4 separate regions of the Homo sapiens genome follow, and regions 1, 3 and 4 are each linked to region 2. The links are chromatin contacts, found by Hi-C or POLR2A ChIA-PET in ENCODE. All regions are on one chromosome and are shown on one strand. Each heading gives the region's core, a stretch centred on a gene start or an enhancer-like site at or near the end of the contact. The rest is flanking DNA. Distances are from core to core; before and after follow the strand shown.

Region 1 (4,648 bases), core at 1,712-4,211, 2.0 Mb before region 2:
TCCCAGCTACTTGGGAGGCTGAGGCAGAAGAATCGCTTGAACCTGGGAGGCAGAGGCTGCAGTGAGCAGAGATCATGCCACTGCACTCCAGCCTGGGCGACAGAGCGAGACTTTGTATCAAAAAATAAAAAATAAAAAATTTAAAAATTAGCCAGGTGTGGTGGCATGAGCATGTAGTCCCAGCAACTTGAGAGGCTAAGGTGCGAGGATCGCCTGGGGCCAGGAGTTTGAGGTTACAATGAGCTATGATGGTACCACTGCACTGTAGCCTGGGCAAGAGTGAGACTCTGTCTCTTAAATGAAACAAAACAAAAAATAAAGATTACCAATGTTATCAAATTATTAGGCCTTAACTTAAAATATCTGCAGCATTTGACTTAGCTGATTATCCTCTTCTGCTTAAAACATCTGGCTTCCTTCTATTTGTGTGGCTGCTCCTTCTCAGTCTCCTTTGCTGGCTCTTCTTTCTCTCCTCAACCATTAACATTGGAGAATCCAGGGAATGGTCCCTGGGACCTCTTCTCTCCTGTATCTAAATTGTCTGGGAGATAGCAACCAGTTCTCCTCGCTTTAAATACCATCTATACATTGATAGCTCCCAAATGTGTATCTTCAGCCTGGACTTTTCCCATAAACTCAAGACATATATTCAGTTACTCCTCAACATCTCCACTTGAATGTCTAACAGGCATCTCAAACCTAGCCCACCCAAAACCAACTCCTAATCTCTATAAATCCCCACTACCTCCCACCAAAACAAAACTAAAGAACAACCACCACCAGCAAAACCCCTGATCTTCCCTGGAATTAATCTATCCTTCCAGATACCAGGCTAAAAATAACTGGTGTTTTCCTTGATGCCTCTCTTTCACATTTCACATCCAATCCACTGGGAAATCCCATTGGCACTATCTTCACAATTGACTAGTTCTCATTATCTGTGCCACTACTACCATGATCCAAGCTGAAATGATAATATCCTCCTAATTACTTGGCTTGCTTCCATCCTTACCTGGAGACCCATGTCAATTCATGACTTAGCAACCACAATGATTCTTTTAAAATTTATCTAATAAAATTAAATTTGAATTCTATCCAATTTCAAATGGCATTCATCTGCTGAAATCCTCCAGTGGCACACAGCAAAAGTCCATTAAAAAAGCCTTACAAGTCATTTAAAATTTGTCCTTCACTCCCATCTTTCTGACTTTCTCTCCTCTGGTATCTTCCTCATTTACTACACTCTAACCACACTGGTCCCCTTGCTTTCCAGGAACACACCAGGCGTGTCTCCCTCTGAAGGTTTGCATTTGCTGCTCCCTCGACCCAGAATGCTCTTTCTCAGAATGGCTTGCACCTTCACCTTCTTCGCGTTTCTACTCAAATGTCTCCGTATCTCCTGGCCATCCTACTTTAAAATAACAATCTACCTATCCCCAACTTTATTTCTACCCACAATCCTATGTTATTTGTTTCTATTGTCTGTTCCCCTTCTCTAGGAAATAAATTCCAAGAGTCAGGAATTTTCTGTCCGGTTTGTTTCACGGCTGGATTCCCAGCACGTGGAACCATATCTGGCACATAGCTAGTGCTAAGAATAAACAGTGTGCTTCTATGAGCTGATCAAAGAAGAGTATCATTTTAAAATCACCAAAAATTCAAGAACCACTAAAATTGTTTAGTTTCTCAGAAAATAAGATTTCAGGAAGTCCCTGATTGTGTAGTTGCAAGATTCTAGTCTAATCCATTTACCTGCTCGGAAAAGAACATTTAAGAAGGTGTATGGTCAATTCCAGCAGTTCAGCTACTTTTCAACTTTCACTGTAAAACCACCACCTTGCTTTGTAGAACAGGTGTTTTTTGTTTGTTTGTTTGTTTGTTTTGAGATAAGAGTCTGGCTCTGTCGCCAGGCTGCAGTGCAGTGGTGCGATCTTGGCTCACTGCAAGCTCCGCCTCCCAGGTTCAAGCGATTCTCCTGCCTCAGCCTCCTGAGTAGCTGGGATTACAGGCGCCCGCCACCACAGCCAGCTAATGTTTGTATTTTTAGTAGAGACGGTGTGTCACCATGTTGGCCAGGATGGTCTCGATATCCTGACCTCGTGATCCGCCCGCCTCAGCCTCCCAAAGTGTGTAGAACAGGTTTTAAAGACGGTCCTCAGTCATCAACACTTTTGTTTTCAGACCCTCCCTCTCTCGCTGACGGAGGCAAGTGGAGAGAGGAGGACCGGAGGCTCGCAGAGGCGTCAGCGGCAGAGGAAACCTCGCACCCGAACCCGCAGCGCGGCGCTCTCCCCAAAGAAGCATTTGCCTGGAGCCCCTAAGAGGAGCAAGACCTGGACCTCGAGCACTTTGGATTCCAGTCAGGATAGATCGATGGACAGATGGAAAAGAGGAATACACAAGTGCTGGGAGAATCCTCAAGAAAGGAGAAAGGAGTGGCGCGCCCAGGAGTCTCGTCCTGACACACTGGGAAATGAAATTTGGGTTTGGCGAGTTATGGCCAAAAAGCTGCCCAAAGTACTTGAGAGCCGCCTTGGAGAGTGGCGCGGGGTGCCTGGCAAGGTGAGACCGGCCTGCGGGGGCGCGGGCTTTTCCTCAGCAGCTCTACGCCCGCCTGGCCCGGCGCCTGAGGGGTAGCGACGCAGCCCACGTCGCTCTCAGAGCTTGCCGGGAGGGGCGTCACGTGACTCCGGGTGCGGTCCCCGCGCTGAAGCTCTGGAGCGAACCCGAACCCTCCTCTCAGGCCCGCCCCCTGCGGCCCGCAGCGGGCAGGTTGGCCTGGATGCCGGCGACAGAGAGACTGGGGCGGCGCCCGGGGCCCCAGAGAGCCAAGACGGCGCTCACCGGATAGAGGTAGAGCACGGCTCCCACCAACGCCAGCAAGAAGGTAACGGCGAAGATCGCGAAGTCCAACATGGTTCTGCCGCCCAGGGAGCCACGTCTCGGATCGGCCGCTCCAGCAGCAGCGCCTCAGCCTGGCCCAATTTAAGGCATAGCGTGTGGGCGGGGGCACCCCGCGGGACCCGGAAACCAACGGGCCGCTGGGGGCGTGACCGAGGCCTGCGGCCGGCGCCAGAGGAAAGAGCAATGGATCGCCGAGGAGCCGGGGCGCGGGTTCCTGAGCGCAGCAGGCCGAGGCTGAGGCCGCCTAGCGCCAGCCTCCACCGCAAGGCGGGGATTTCGGTGCACACGATTTCAGACAGAATATGCCCGCGACTTCGGACCGGGTTGCTGGCGAAAGCAGAGCCCAGCTTTCTGAGAAAAGTTAGGAGTTAGTAGTGCTCTGTCCGCCCAACAGTTTTCGCAATGGATTCAGAATTAAAACCTCTAAACCGATGATTTTCGAAGAGTGGTCCCGGTACCAGCTGCATCAACGTCGCCCGGGAGCTCGTTAGAGATTCAGATTATCGATGCCGGGCGCGGTGGCTCCACCTGTAATCCCAGCACCTTGGGAGGCTGAAGCGGGAGGATCGCTTGAGCCCAGGAGTTTGAGACCAGCGTGGGCAACATAGTGAGACCCCAGTCTCTACAAAAAAAAAAAAAAAAAAAAAAAAAAAATTAGCCTACAGTGGTGGCGCTTGCCTGTGGCCCCAGCTGCTCCGGAGGCTGAGGCTGGAGGATCACTTTAGCCGGGGAGGCAGAGGCTACAGTGAGCCGAGATGGCACGACTGCACTCCAGCCTGGGCGACAGGGCGAGACCCTGTCTCAAAAACAAAACAAAACAAAACAAAAGGAAAACAAAATAAAAAGATTCTCGATCCCAAACTAGACCTACTGAATCAAACACTCGGGGTGGGCAGGGGTAGGGGGCGCGTACAACAATCTGTTTGAACAGAGCCCTCCCGGGGACACTGTTACACACTTAAATTTGAGTGAAAACCACCACTGATCTAAGCGGGACAGGGAAGTGTCTGGGAGTAAAACAAGAGTAGATACGCCTTGTTTCGCAGAATTTCTGTCTGAAGTACTAGTAAATGTGATTCTTTGACACTTTCTGGTGAGCGGAGGCTGCACACTGTTCAGGTTTCCTTGCTCTGTTAACTCTGACTTTCGGTAAATTGCTTCAGTTTTCTAAGCTTCCATTTCCTTCTATGTAAAAAAGTGAAAATAATACCACATGGAGTTGCCTGTAGGTTAAATTACATATTTTATGAAAATCACTTAGCACAGCTCCTGGCAAAACCGAATAAGTGCTATCTACGTCAGCATTTGGCGTTTGTTGCCCTGGGCATAAAATACCCTAGGACCCCTCTTTCTATTTCGCCTGGCTCAGAAGTTTTGACGTGGCTACTGAAATACAAGACAAGGCCTGCTACTTACTAGTGCTGCTTTTAGTGAAAGTGTGCTAAAAGTATTTATAGATTTTATAGCTTTAATAATATAAAATGTCAAGAACAGGCAGCAATTTGGCAAGAGAAATTCCAGATTGCATTTTACAGCTTCTATGATAAATGACTGTTACATAAGCAGGAAACATACCTCATTGAAAATGGCAACTCTTTTGGCATCTATAGCAAATATAATGAAACATGCTGTTTAATATTTCACTTGGCAGAAATTGTATTTTTAAGTCTTTCTCTGCATATAAATGTGCTTTAAACTGTCGTATGTTCAAAGTTCATTTTTAAGTCTCTTGTTCAGAATTTTA
Region 2 (5,021 bases), core at 2,287-4,786:
TTTTGTGTATTCACAGAAGAGCTCTGACAAAAAATGCACAGGAAGTTCCTTCAGTAATGTTAAAGAAAAGCAGAATTACACACAGATGTGGGCGTGCAGTGTGAGAAGGCTGATGGGTGGAGGTGACAGTGAGAGCTGCTTTATTTCCCATACCTTGCTGCACAGTTTGTACTGTTTGAATTTTTACCATGTACATGTATGACTTATTCTAAAACATATACCTAGTTAAAATCTTTATTTAAAGATCCATTCTTATTCACATGCTGGAAAAGATCTAAACTAGATCTAACCCTGTTTAGTGCCATTAGGTCAACTGTCTTTACAATTTTTAATGCATTCTAACCTCTGTTAAAGTCTCATCTTACAGAATAAAACCAACCAAAGAATCAAATGAAAGCAGGACTTCCTTTCCCCCATCCCTCAATTATTTTTTTCTGAGGATAACAATGCTTAGTGTATTCATTTTAGACAATACAGAAAAGATAAAAAGGAAAATTAAAATTATGTATAATTCCACCATCCAAATATAAATGCCCAGTAATATTTTACTCTTTCCTACCAAATATTTTATGCATACACATTTTTCCTTATATTTGAACACATCATATTTCTGTAGTATAAGTGGATTTTTCCACTGGTAAGTACATCTTGTATTGTAAGTACTTTCCTGTCTTTAGTTTTTCTTCTACAGCATGGGTTTTAATATCTGTAAGGCACTTAATCTTAGAGATGGGCTATAATTTACATAGCCAGTTCCTGATTACATTTAGGATGACTTTAAAACGCAAATCTTTAAGAATACCTCTAATTATTTTCTTAGAATAATTTCCTAAAAGTAGTATTATGGTGTCAAAATGAATAAACCTTTTTGAGGCTCTTGTTACACATTCAATAGCATTTTCTGACAGTATATAATAAAAATCAATACAATCCAAGGCTGAGATGACATGAATTTGGATATAATAAGATTGGCGCATAGCTCCGTCCTCCATAGCCATCTCATCTCACTCATTTCATTACCTTTTCAACAACGTGACAATGCTTTTTAAGTGGTTTCCCCATCAAATCATAACTGACATTTAGAAGGGAAAATGCTAACGTGGCTTCTTCTCTGGCCTAGGTGTTCCAGGATACACTGTCAGATGATAGTCAGCCTTTTCTGTTTTTTGTTTTTTGCTTAAGTTACACATCCCTCTAGTCATAGTACCTAGAAAACAGTCACTTGCAAAGGATTTATGACACCATTAACAACGGGCCATCCAGCACTGTAAGGGGAGAGACATCGTGTGGCAGTTCTTGTTTTATGGGACCTAGATTTTCTGCACTAGCTTATGGGCTAGAAACTTTGTTAAGCTAGTATTTTTTAAACAATGTACTTGTATTTTTGGTTCCTAAAAACAGTAAAAGTAACACTTGTTTCATAGAGAAAGTACAGAGAAGTATAAAAAGAAAATAAAAATTACTTAAAAACTTGCCATTTGGAAGTAATTCTTTGGTCACATTTTGTGGCCTTTTCCCAATTTTTTTTCCACATGTATATATAACATATGTAAATTTGAATATGTTGCCATGTAATACATATATTTTATATAATCTCTGCTAAATAGTAAATGTATATAAGTCTATTTGTATTACATAAGTATATTTATTATTTTATATATTTATGCCCCAAAGTATTTAAATATAAATATGTGTTTATAATAATCATATAAATAAATGATATATAAATGTTTGTAATCTATATATCCATATAAACATAAAAATATTTTTTAACCTCATTTCACTAAAAGCCTCTGAAGAAACTACTATTACTGTCCCCATTTTTCTGTTGTGAAAAATCACGGCTTGGAAATAAGCTAGTAAGAGAGAGAGCCACAGCCAGATTTAAGTGTCTCACTCAAGGGCTTCAGTGACAGATCACAAAGATTTAGACGTCATTCTACTTGCAGCTGGAAGGCAGTGAAAGAATCTCATGAAGAAAAACATAAAATCATAACTTTTTTAGAGAACAACATTTCAAAAAATTTTATAATAACAAAGCCACAAAAACAGAAGTTCTTAACAAATCCACTATAGGAGAGGGGGTTAGAGCCTCACAAAGGAAGTGCTAGAATCTAGGCCCCAGCATCTCATTCCAGAGTCCCATTCTACCACTGTATTACATGTCACAATTAAACTGTAAATACATTCCATCTCATCACAATCATTCCAGTAATATTCTAGCAGCATCCTAGCTCTTGCAGTGATAACTAAAAAGCAAAACATGCATTTGCCATCGGAAGCAGAAACCTGCATCTCATCCGAAGCTTGAGAGAACCTGAAAGCCACTCGCTCTCAGGCCCAAACCCCTAACCGGCAGGTAGTATTGCCACTCCCTCCAATCCAGGCTGGCTGCCTCAGACTGCGGGCTGCCCCGGAACCTGACAGACATCCATTCTGCACGCACATGATGTCCATAACAGGGCGCTGCAGCCACGGCATTCAAACAACCCAGCAAAGGTGTCCAAACCTCAGCAAAACATATAATCCCATCATTTTCAAACAGAATGAAACTTGCAACTTCACCTGTAAATTCTTAACCCCACAAGTGCAGGTCTCTGATTGTGTCTATCTAGTCTTCCCATTATATTGTTTTTTGAACTGTTCTGTATCTTTTTAATTTTTTTTTTTTTTTTTTTTTGAGACGGAGTTTCGCTCTTGTTGCCCAGGCTGGAGTGCAGTGGCACGATCTCGGCTCACCACAACTTCCACCTCCCAGGTTCAAGCGATTCTCCTGCCTCAGCCTCCCGAGTAGCTGGGATTACAGGCATGCGCCATCATGCCCGGCTAATTTTGTATTTTTAGTAGAGACGGGGTTTCTTCATGTTGGTCAAGCTGGTCTCAAACTCCCGACCTCAGGTGAACCACCGCCTCGACCTCCCAAAGTGCTGGGATGACAGGCGAGAGCCACCACGCCCAGTCTTTTTTAATTTCTTTAAAAAATAAATAATTGAATTAGTAGGACCACATGGGTGTGTTTGTGTGTATGTGTGTGTGCGTTTATGTTGGCAAGTGTGTATGTTGGTGGGTATGTGTGTTGGTGGGAGGATAGCTGTAGCAGCAAAGTCAGTAGAGATTTAAATTTTGGCTTCTATTATTTCACAAGTTTGACTGGGATCAGGATGAGGCCTTTATACAAGTAGTTAAACTTGCAGCATTTCAGAAGCTCCTAGGACTTCATCAGTCTAAGCTAGAATGGCCTTCAGATCTGGAAACTGCACGGCCCTCGGCAAGGCTCTCAGAGGGACTGCTACCTCTTACACTAACTTCATGGTTTCCCCATCCACACTCACATACGAGGATCACCTCCATGGCCCCAGGGCCACCCGATCTCACTCTCAGCAGCCTAGAAAACTCCAGAATCAAAGGCCTTCCTCCCAAAAGGCCCCTCTGACCTTAACAAAGAGGCAAATCCTTACCTTACTCTCACGATGGTAGCACCTTCGTCACAGGCCTATCCACTACCATCTGAGCATCTAAGACAAGAGCAAACGTCTAATGAAGGACGGAAGGGCACAGCCAGCCAGCTCTACTTCCTGTTTCGAAACTCCTGAGTCACAAACACTAGAGGGGAAAGAGCGCTTACCACTTGCCCCTGAGTGAGCAGAGTGCCTTCTAAAGCTTCTAAAGCTGCAGGAAAAAGGCCTGGTGGTCCAGGAGACCGCACGCAGGGCACCTGGCCACCTGAGCACTGGCCCCTGGCTGTGACTTTGGATGGGCCATTTTACCTTTGGGGCCTCATTTCCACATTCCAAAACAAGGACGTTGGACTGGATTGTAACTAAGAACACTTTCATTTCATATTTAGGATTTAAAGATTTTTCTGGGTTCATCATTAAGACTTTAATTTTTTCATTCAATGAATCTTGATGGAGCACCTCAGAGAGGTCTTGAGATTGGACACTGCAGAGCCCTCTCATCTTGGTTCTCAGGGTGGCTGTGAACTTTCAGAGCTAAAGCCCCTGGTTTAGCCAAGGAGCATCTCTGTGGCCCCAAGGTCACCAGATTCCACCCTCAGCAGCCTAAAATACTCTAAAATTAAAAAAAAAAAAAAACTCTAAAAAGAAAAAACTCTAAAATGAAAAACCTCTAAAAAGAAAAAACTCTGAAATAAAAAAATTCTAAAATGAAAAAAATCTAAAAAGAAAAAACTCTAAAATGCAAAAACTCTTTGGTAAGATGGTAAGTCCATCTTACCAAAGGTGATCCTTGTATATGAGTGTAGCTGAGGAAACCATGAAGTTAGCTGAAAGCTGGGTTTACCATCTTATCAAAGAAGCAAATCCTGGGGCCCTCACCATGTTGGGCTCTAGGGATATACCAGTAAACAAAATATTGCCTTCATACTGAGAGTTAGATGAAATGTTTTCTGATATTAAAAGTAGGAAAAGAAAATCAAACACCTCTCTTCTTTGAAACTGCCTTTTGTCTTTCCCCAAATAGAATATAAGCTTTCAGAGGGTAGGGACTCATAGCTGAGAAGACTGAACGAAGTATCTGAAAAGGACTCTTCACCAGAGAGGGCTAGGTCAAGATGGCCTCATAATATCAATGCCTGGATGGCCACCGTGGCTCATGCATGTAATCCTAGCACTTTGAGAGGCCAAGGTGGGAGGATCCCTTGAGCATAGGAGTTTGAGACCAGCCTGGGCAACAAAATGAGACACCATCTCTATGAAGAAAAATTTTTTAATTAGCCAGGTGTGGTAGCACGCGCCTGTGGTCCCAGCTAATCTGAAGGCTGAGATGGGAAAATTGCTTGATCCCAGGATGTTGAGGCTGCAGTGAGCCGTGATTGCACCACTGCACTGCAGCCTGGGTGACAGAGCAAGACTTTGTCTCAAAAAATAAATAAATAAAAAAGAAATAGAAACAGAATGAGCAAAATAAAATACCAATAGTATTAATATGCAATAATAATTGCTAACTCGTGTAGTAAGTGATGTATGCGTATTATCTCCTTCAAGCCTCACAGTCACCTC
Region 3 (4,804 bases), core at 1-2,500, 1.1 Mb before region 2:
GGGACGTGCCGGCCGGAGCTACTCACCAGCCGCAGTGCTGACCAGCAGGATGGTCCATGGTAGCCAGGGCACCCGCCAGGGCCGCTGCAGCGAGGAAGTCATCCCTGGGCCAGCCAAGAATCAGGAGGGCAAAGAAAAGAAATATGGGAAGTAGACCGGCGGAGAAACAGCCGGGAGGCTCGTCTTCTCTCCCGTGGACTGATCCTGCCCGTATCACAATACAGTTTGAAAGGACAAATGGCTGATGAGAGGACCTAGCTGCAGAGCTTTCATGCCGCTGCAGAAATTCCCTTCATTTCTCTCCCTCGCGGCTGGGGGGGTTCCTTCGCCTCGGACGGGGTGCCGCGGCCCTCCAAACGGAAGGCATGTCTGTGGGGAAAGCAGGGAGCCAAGAAGAAATCCCCCAAATTATTTCCCTCGTAGTTTCACGATATCAAAAAAATATCCAGGTCTGGGAGAAAACATATCCAGGGTGCGGAGGGCGGGGATTCGATCCGGGGTCGGGGGGCGAGGGTCAGAACTAGTTCCCGACTGCCGGGAAGGACGAAGCCGGACGGGCGGCGGCGGCGCCCGGCAGCCCTAGTCGCATCGCCCGCGGCTCCGGGAAGGCAGGATTCCTTAAGTTTCGCTTCGGTGCTTCCTTCACTCTGATTTCGAAAACAACAAATCCTCTTCCTTGACTGGATCAAAAAAGGTGCCTGCCTCCATGGACAAGCTCACAGTCCCCACGCCTTCGCAGAACAACCGTGAGAGGGTTGGGGAGGCCCTGGCGAAGGCTGAGGAGAGGTAGGAGCGGGGGAGGGGAGGGGTCGCGGTCGCGGCCCCGGTCCGGGCTCCCCGAGACGGCAGGCGGAGTGGGTGTGAGAGGCTGCCCCTTCTAGTCCTCCCGGCGGCGCTCCCTTCCCTTCCTCGCTTTTTATTCCTGCGGCTCGATCTTGCCTGAGGTAAATTCCACCAAGAAAGCCTCCTCTTCTCCCGTCAATGGCTCCTGTGAGCGAATCACAACCCCCCGAGGAAGCCGCTGCTGCTGCCGCCGCCGCCGCCGCCGCCGCCGCCGCCGCCGCCTCGTTCTCCCGCAGCTCTGGGCTCCTGACGGAACTCGGGCGTCGCGGACCGAGGGCGGGGGGCGGCGGGAGGGCGGATGAAGGTAGCCGGGGAAGGGGGTGGGCAGGGAGGCGGCGAGACACCCTGCGTCCCTCCGGGAGGCACTTCCAGTGGCTCCGAGCAGACCAGACACAAAGGGGGGAGTCGCCGCAGCTGCCAGTCTGCGGCGCTCCCGGTCACCGGAGTCGCCCCGCCTCCGCCGCCGCCTCCGCCTCCTCCTCAGTCTCCGGCTCTTCCCGGCCCTGTCTGTCTCTAGCCTGTGGTGCAGAGCGGGCGGCGGCGGCGGCGGCGCCGGCGGCGGGATGAAGCCCGCACTGCGCCTGCGCGCTCACGGCCCCGCCCGGCCCCGCCCCTCGTTCGGGGCTGGCTGAGGGCTCCGAGGCCCCACCGCAGCGCGTCTCTCCGGTGAATGGCCGAGGGCTGGGTGGGGCTGCGGTGGGCAGCGGTGGCCTTTCTCCTTCACACACATACACATGCCTTCCAAATGTGCATGGCTTGGGATTCGCGTATTTGTTTAAGAGACGACGGCCACATCCTTTTGTTCGGCGTTCAGCAGACTCCTCCGAGTTCCGGGATTTCTCCCGACTGAGGCGTCTCCGTCTCAGTACTCTCGGAGGAAAGCCTCGAGGGGCAGAACTGCCCTCTGTTGTTTCACGGGGCTGGAACCTCCCTCTCCGCAGCCCAAAGAATCCGGATGGACCCGCCTTTCCCAGAACCGGAGACCTTGGCCTCCTCAGGCTCCCCTCTGACTCAAACAAAAGCCGGAATTGGAAAGACCACCCCTTTGATGTGTTCGCTGTAATCGACGTCCTGCTTTCCTCAACCGCCCATTCCCTTAGCCTTCTTAGTTGACAGGAATATTGAGTATTTGCAAGGATGCGAAGCCAGAAAAAAAAAAAAGACTTTTAATTCTATAAATCGTCCCGCTGCGTGCGCGCGTCTGTCCGTACAGCGCGGTGCCCACCCCGAGAGAGGGCCTGGATTCACCAAGGCTGGGGGCCTTGAGGGCTTTTTAGGGCACGTGAAAGGAAAATGGAGTTAGAGTTGTGTCGGGATAGAGAGTGGGATCATTTTGCACTCAAGGAATTGAGAAGATCCCGTTGGTACCGCAGTTTCCAAGGATTTGTGTAGTGCGTTTTTTGGATCTGGTTTGTACAAGCGACCAGTATAGGAGACGGGATCCCTCCCGCCCTTACACCCCGCTGCGGGGTCAGCCGACGTGGGTGGGATTTTGCTGGCGGCGAGGGGAGAAGGTGACGTGCGTGGCGCCATGATCGGAAGTCTGGACTGAATTCTTAGCTGCGAGGTGGAAAATGCGCGTGGGAGGGCGATCTTGAGGGGTGAAGTCTGGCCTTCCCATCTCCTACCAGGCAGGAGGGTTATGCTGAAGGCTGGTTTTGCTGGTCTTTCATTGTGGCTAAGGGCAGTTCCACAGATACAGTCATAGATAGACTCCTTAAGTCATGCTCTGCTTGCTTCTTCTAGTCCGCTGTTACCTCTTTATCTGAATTTGATGTAAATAAATCTCCACATTCCTTAAACTGGTTCTGTTATACTAAACATCTTCCATAATTAGGGGTTGTAGCAATACCAACCCCGGATTCTAAGACTCTTTTTAGTTGAAATATGTTTATGCTGTTTACCCTTTAGACAGAGAAAAAAAAATTCTACCTAGTAAAATCCCTTAAAAAGACGAAGAGCATATGCTTTGATTCATTAGCTTTATTTATTTAGGTTTTATTTATTTATTTATTTATTTATTGAGGCGGAGTCTTGCTCTGTCGACCAGGCTGCGGTGCAGTGGCGCGATCTCGACTCACTGCAACCTCCACCTCCCAGGTTCAAGCAATTCTCCGGCCTGAACCTCCCGAGTAGCTGAGATTACAGGCGGCGCCATCACGCCCGGCTAATTTTTGTATTTTTAGTGGAGACAGGGTTTCACCATGTTTGCCAGGCTGGTCTCGAACTCCTGACCTCACGTGATCCGCCCGTCTCGACCTCCCAAAGTGCTGGGATTACAGACGTGAGCCACCGCCCCCGACCGATTCTTTATAGCTTTATTACTGTATTTTGTTTTGCCCAAAAGGTCTAAATTAGAAACGGTATTGTTTTACCATTTGTCTTTCAAGAACTGAGAGTTTCTAGCACTCAGAGAAATTGGATTTTAGTATGTTAGAGGTGCAGAAAGTTTAAAGTTTATTAATTCGTAGTACACTTTTATCTTCCTCAAATTGAGATCAAGTACTTCATCATTCAATTTTTATTTGCTTAAGATTTTTTCCAAGAAACATTAAGTGTCCTTTTTGTAGTTCCCCCTTATCCACCGTTTCAGTTACCTGCAGTCAACCACGGTCTGAAAATATTACATGGAAAGTTCCAGAAATAATAAGTGGTGTTTTTTTTTGTTGTTGTTGTTTTTGTTTTTTTTGAGACGTAGTTTCTCTTTTGTTGCCCAAGCTGGAGCACAATGGCACGATCTCAGCTCACAGCAACCTCCGCCTCCCAGACTCAAGCGATTCTCCTGCCTCAGCCCCCTGAGTAGCTGGGATTACAGGCATGCGCCACCACACCCGGCTAGTTTTGTATTTTTAGTAGAGATGGAGTTTCACCATGTTGGTCAGCCTGGTCTCGAACTCCTGACCTCAGGTGATCCGCCCTTCTGGCCTCCCAAAATGATAGGATTAGAGGCGTGAGCCACTGCGCCTGGCCTCATAAATTTTAAATTGAGTACTGTTACTAACTAGCTGTGAGGAAATCGCTGCCATCCCACACTGTCCTTCTGGGATGTGAATCATGGTTTGTACAGTGTATCCGCTATAACCTCCTTAATCACTTAGTAGCAGTCTCTTATCAGACTGACTGTGGCAGTATGCAATATCCAAGTGCTTGTGTTCAACTAACCCTCGTTTTACTTAATAATGGCCCCAAAGCACAAGAGTAGTGATGCTGGCAATTCAGCCATACAGAAGCTGTAAAGTGCTTCCTGTAAGTTAAAACGTCAGAGTTCTTGCCTGTAATCTCAGCACTTTGGGAGGCCGAGGCAGGCAGATCACAAGGTCAGGATGATCGAGACCATCCTGGCTAACACGGTGAAACCCTGTCTCTACTGAAAATACAAAAAAATTAGCCAGGCGTGGTGGCAGGCGCCTGTAGTCCCAGCCACTCGGGAGGCTGAGGCAGTGAATGAATGGCATGAACCCGGGAGGTGGGGCTTGCAGTGAGCCGAGATCATGCCACTGGACTCCAGCCTGGGCGACAGAGCAAGACTCTGTCTCAAAAAAAAAAAAAAAAAAAAAAAAAAAAAAAAAAAAAAAGTCAGAGTTCTTGACTTAATAAGGAGGGAAAAAAATTATAGGCTGAGGTTGCTAAGATTGCTGGTAACAATGAATCTTTGGCAGGGTGCAGTGGCTCACGTCTGTAATCCCAGCACTTTGGGGGACCAAGGCAGGAGGATCACTTGAGGTCAAGAGTTCAAGACCTGCCTGGCCAACATGGTGAAACCCCGTCTATACCAAAAATACAAAAATTAGCTGGGAGTGGTGGCACGTGCCTGTAATCCCAGCAGCTACTCCGGAGGCTGAAGCAAGAGAATCACTTGAACGCAGGAGGTGGAGGTTGCCCATTGCACTCTAGCCCGGGCGATAGAGACTCTGGCAAAAAAAAAAAAAAAAATCTATCTGTGAAACTGAATTGTGAAGAA
Region 4 (4,760 bases), core at 970-3,469, 1.4 Mb before region 2:
CAGTGGCGCATGCCTGTAATCCCAGCATTCTGGGAAGCCAAGGCGGGCGTTTCACCTGAGGTCAGGAGTTCGAGACCAGCCTGGCCAACATGGTGAAACCCTGTCTCTACTAAAAATACAAAAATTAGCCGGGCATGGTGGCGGTCGCCTGTAATCCCAGCTACTCAGGAGACTGAGGCAGAATCGTTTGAACCCGGGAGTTGGAGGCTGCAGTAAGCCGAGATCGTGTAACTGCACTCCAGCCTGGGCAACAGAAACTCTGTCTCAAAAAAAGAAAATACTATTCATCATTTTCCAGGGCAATTCTCTCTAAATAAGTATTATCTAAAACTTTCATAAAATAAATAGTAAGAAAGAGTCATCCTATTCCTTCCATTTCGGAAACTATTTCATCTGAATTTGTTTCCTGAAATTCCCAACCATTCTGCCTGGAAAATTCTAACAGAAGTTCCCCAGACAAGGAAAGACAAAGATATATGTTGACAAAAATGAATACGTAAGTAAAAACCACCCATTTCTTTCCTTAAGGCAACAAGATTATAAATTTTATTCCTTTCCACTTCCCACAATTTGAATTTCTCTTTTGAGTTACTCTTTATGAATGACTCCATTGGCACCCAACAGCTCCATTCAGGACCTTCCCCAAGAAAGCTTCCAGGTAAACAGAAAAACAACGAATGTTAGCTCCCTAAAACAATAACAAGATGGAGACAAAACACTGGATTCTGTTTTTCTACATTCAAAACACAGAATCAGTACACAAAATCAGAAATACACCCAGAGCCTCAGACAAAACCCATAAACCTTCCTAAGGAATCTTGTTTAATTTTCACTTCTTGCTACCCATTTATCAAGTCTTAGGAAATGCTAAAACACGGTTCTCAGCCTCCTCTGTTCAGTGATCCAAATCTGCCACTGCTAATGCATTCAGTACCCCAGATCTGAAACTGTTTTGTGAACAGAAATACTTAGCAGCAGCAGATATGGGCTATGCCAACATTAACCTTGTCCCTAAAACAAAGTGACAAACCACTCCTAGCCTCACCCTCAAGGGAGGGTAAGCAGTAACGACTCCTCCAGGAGTAAGGCCAGGAAGCCAGGTTTATCATTAACACTCATCAGCTCAAGCCCAAGGTTTAGCCGCTGCACCTCCACCACCAGGGAGCCGTGCGGGGCGGGCAGAGGGGTGAATGAGGCGGGCGGGCGGGCGGGGCGTAGGGTAGGCCCGGGAAAGGCGGGGCCGCACTGCCGGGTCCCCCACCGCCCGGCACCGCCCCCAGCCCCGCCCCCAGCCACCCGGGCTCCGCGGCAGCTCTGCAGTCCCCGCGCGATTGCAGCGCGCGCCCGGGACCCCTTCCCGCAGCCGCCTCCCCCTTGCTGCGCGACCCCCAGCACTTACCTGCTTTGCAAACCGGGGCGCTGGGGCTCCTCTTCTCCGGCGAGCTTCGGCTCTGCTCCGGAGACCTCCTCCGATGCCGGACGCGGGCTGGGGGTGGGGCCGCGCTCACCTCGCCGGTCCACAGGTGGGTGGGCGACGAGCTGGGCGACGACACGGTGCCCAGCAGCGGCGGCGGCGGCGGCGGCCGTGGGGGGCTCCCGCGAGCTCCAGGCGCGGCGCTGCGCGTGGGGCTGGTGCCTCGCGTGGACGTCGCGGACGCGCCCGTCTGCGTGGCCACCGTGGGGCTGGTGCGCGCGGCCGCGTTCCCGCCGCCGCGCGTGGGGCTGGTGCTGCGCGAGGCGGTGCGCGGGCCACCGCCGCCGCCGCCGCCTGCGGGGCCTGAGGCGCCACCACAGCAGCCACCGTTGTTGTTGCCGCCGCCGCCGCCGCCGCTCCGCGTGGGGCTGCCATGTTGCTGCTGCTGCTGCTGCTTCAGCTGGAACGGAACCGTCGCCCTCATGGGCTGCAAGCGGCTCCCGGGTCCCCCGGCCGTGGCCACCGCACCACCCCCAAGGGAGCCGGCCGGCGTGGGGGACCCATTGCGCCTCACCCGCTGGGACATGGTCCCCCCCCTCCCCGGTGACTGGGCGAGACGGGGGGTTTTGTTGTTGTTGGGCTGCAGGGGGAGGATTCTCGAGGCCGGAGGGCAGGCCCCCCAAGACGGGGTGACGAAGCCGGACTCCGGGGTGCAGGGGGAGACCGGGCCGGGGCAGGCAGCAACGAGGTGGTGCAGCCGCCGCCGCCGCCGCCGCCGCTCCTCATCAACAATAGTGTCTCCTCTGCTGCCCCCGCCCCCCACGATCGCCCATTGGTGCAGCGTCAGCCGCGCTCGAGCCGCTCCACTGCTCCCATTGGCTACGAGCAGCTCGGGTCCCGGGCCCCCGAGGCCTTGAGAGCCTGGGTGTGCGCGGAGACCGTCTGCTCTTTAAAGAGAAAGAGACCCGCCCCCCGCGGGGAGGGAGCGGAGGAAATGGGCCCTGTGTGTATGTGTAGTGTGCGCGCGTGTGTGTGTACACGTGAGTGCCCGTGTACGCGCGCGCCTAGCCACGCGCGCCTTTCCTTTCCCGCCGGGGGGAGCCCTGGGGACTCAGACTCTGGAAGGTTGCCAAAGGAAATGTCCAGACCCGGAGCAGTTCCCAGGGATGGTCTGAAGCCTTTTCCGCATAACTCATTTCCTTACCCCAGTGTTCACTTGTGTTCACCTGTACGCGCATCTCGTTCGGGCTTTTATTCTTAATGTTTTTGTTCTGCCCTAATTCCATCTACCTATGGGCAGGGCTCAAAAGGAGAAGAAATTTAACTAATCTTACTGGCATTTTACGCCCCTCTCCTTTTATTTTTTAGAGCTCTACAAAGAGGCAAATCTCAGAAAGATTAAACTTGCCTGTTAGAATGCGATTTTAGATAGTATCTATAGAGTTCAGTTACCACATGTTATTCCTACCCTCCTGTATCTCAAGTAATCAAGACTATTTTAATCAGCTGCTTCGCTGTTCCCTGATACCTTGGAAGGATGGCTGCTACCTTACCAGTTTGTAAAGTGCTATAGTTTACAGAGGGCCTTATTTGATTCTACACGATCATTGTTTGAGACAGAACTGGGACAGCCATCCATATTTTTGTCTAGCGGAGGAAACAAGTCTTTGGTGTGGCAAAGACTCGGGAAGGCAGGCAGTGACACTATTTCTAAAATGACCTAAAGGGCTCCTCATCAAGAAAATAAAAAATGGTGGAGCCAAAACCTACACTCCCACCTGTCTGGCTATAAATTGCCTATCCATGACCTCTTTTCCCTCTACTATTTTTATTAGTTGTACATGCTAGACAGATTTCGTCGTGTAAAAATGTGGGAGTGGAGGGCATAGTATGATTCACTCTGGACCTGAAATCCTACTGGGTCCCTTTGCGCGGTGGTGGAAGGCCTTTTTTTTTTTTTTTTGAGAAGAAGTCTCTCTCTGTCACCTAGGCTGGAGTGCAGTGGCGGAGTGCACTGGCTCGAATCTCGGCTCAGTGCAACCTCCGCCTCCCGCGTTCAAGCAATTCTCCTGCCTCCGCCTCCCAAGTAGCTGGGATTACAGGCGCGTGCCGCCACGCCCCGTAATTTTTCTGTTTTTAGTAAAGAGGCGGTTTCACCATGTTGGCCAGGGTGGTCTTGATCTCTTGATCTCATGATCCGCCCACCTCGGCCTCCAAAAATGCTGGAATTACAGGCGTGAGGTGGAAGGCTTTTAAAGACCTAGAGAGGAGGCCGGGTGTGGTGGCTCATGCCTGTAATCCCAGCACTTTGAGAGGCTGAGGCGGGCGGATCACCTGAGGTCGGGAGTTCGAGACCAGCTTGACCAACATGGAGGAAACCCCGTCTCTACTAAAAATACAAAATTAGCCGGGCGTGGTGGCACATGCCTGTAATCTCAGCTACTCGGGAGGCTGAGGCAGGAGAATCGCTTGAACCCGGGAGGCAGAGGTTGGAAGGAGCCGAGATCGTTCCATTGCACTCCAGCCTGGGCAACAAGAGCGAAACTCTGTCTTAAAAAAAAAAAAAATTAAAAAAAAAAGACCTAGAGAGGAAATTAAAATCCCATGACCACCACTTACTCTGTGACCTTGAGTGGATCACTAGCCAGTCTCCTTATCTGTAAAATGCAGTTAAACAGTACCATGTGCTTCATACTGTTGTTATGATTATTAACCAAGGATGATATGAGAATGTGGTGTGTAGAAGATGGTCAGCACTTCCAGAGTCTCCATGTGATTCAGAGACCCACATCTCTCCTTACCATCCATTCCCCTTTCTCCTCCTCTCTCCCCCTCCACAGAGAAAGCCCCAGCCCCTTAGCCCAGGAACCTGCCTTAAGTTGGCTGGTGCTCTGGATAGATCTGACGTCACTATCTGGCCCCTACAGCCTGGTGTGAGGCCAAAAACAGCTTCTCACTGGATAGGAACATACAGGAAACTGCCAGCAGGATCCATGCAAAGAGCCAAGTCTGGTCTGAAAAGCATGGATAGACAAGATATGCCTTTAAATAAGGATGTAATCCCAGCACTTTGGGAGGCCAAGGCAGATCACTTGAGGTCAGGTGTTCGAGATCAGCCTGGCCAACATGGCGAAACCCTGTCTCTACTAAAAATACAAAATTAGCCAGGCATGATGGCACATGCCTATAATCCCAGCTACTCAGGAGGCTGAGGCAAGAGAATAGCTTGAAACCCGGAAGTCAGAGGCTGCAGTGAACGGAGATCTCGCCACTGCACTGCAGCCTGGACGACAGAGCCAGACTCTGAAATAAATAACTCATGGAGGCTGTATGTGGTATGTGGTAT

What was found. Hi-C counts contacts between places; a loop is a spot of excess contacts on that map. ChIA-PET counts read pairs that join two places held with the same protein, here RNA polymerase II (POLR2A). Pooled maps may share reads with other maps.
Region 1: a pooled map shows a loop between it and region 2 (10-fold over the local background). The contact joins the promoter of CYP20A1 here to the promoter of CASP8 in region 2. A Hi-C loop is called at or near these places in 7 of 50 pooled maps. POLR2A ChIA-PET finds 5 or more read pairs at or near these places in 2 of 52 experiments (B cell and activated B cell).
Region 3: a loop to region 2 is called in a pooled map, with 13 times the contacts of the local background. The contact joins the promoter of BMPR2 here to the promoter of CASP8 in region 2. A Hi-C loop is called at or near these places in 6 of 37 single-sample maps with no recorded cell type and 10 of 50 pooled maps.
Region 4: a map of CD8-positive, alpha-beta T cell shows a loop between it and region 2 (8-fold over the local background). The contact joins the promoter of FAM117B here to the promoter of CASP8 in region 2. A Hi-C loop is called at or near these places in 3 of 168 maps with a recorded cell type or tissue (CD8-positive, alpha-beta T cell and naive thymus-derived CD4-positive, alpha-beta T cell) and 9 of 50 pooled maps.

Annotation. Positions count from the first base shown.
Region 1 is chr2:203,237,331-203,241,978 of GRCh38, reverse strand. It overlaps CYP20A1 (cytochrome P450 family 20 subfamily A member 1), which reads right to left and starts at 2,961. Exons shown (of 13, transcript NM_177538.3): 1 at 2,845-2,961. The coding sequence starts at 2,916. RefSeq lists enhancers at 2,241-2,530, 2,354-2,925, 3,211-3,260 and a silencer at 2,931-3,140.
Region 2 is chr2:201,259,051-201,264,071 of GRCh38, reverse strand. CASP8 (caspase 8) reads right to left here and starts at 3,536. Exons shown (of 9, transcript NM_001372051.1): 1 at 3,459-3,536.
Region 3 is chr2:202,372,773-202,377,576 of GRCh38, reverse strand. BMPR2 (bone morphogenetic protein receptor type 2) reads right to left here and starts at 1,250. Exons shown (of 13, transcript NM_001204.7): 1 at 27-1,250. The coding sequence starts at 102. RefSeq lists enhancers at 1-688, 1,843-2,132, 2,243-2,402 and silencers at 743-802, 873-932, 1,063-1,552, 1,703-1,752.
Region 4 is chr2:202,632,428-202,637,187 of GRCh38, reverse strand. It overlaps FAM117B (family with sequence similarity 117 member B), which reads right to left and starts at 2,219. Exons shown (of 8, transcript NM_173511.4): 1 at 1,400-2,219. The coding sequence starts at 2,000. RefSeq lists silencers at 1,172-1,611, 1,712-1,761, 1,952-2,181.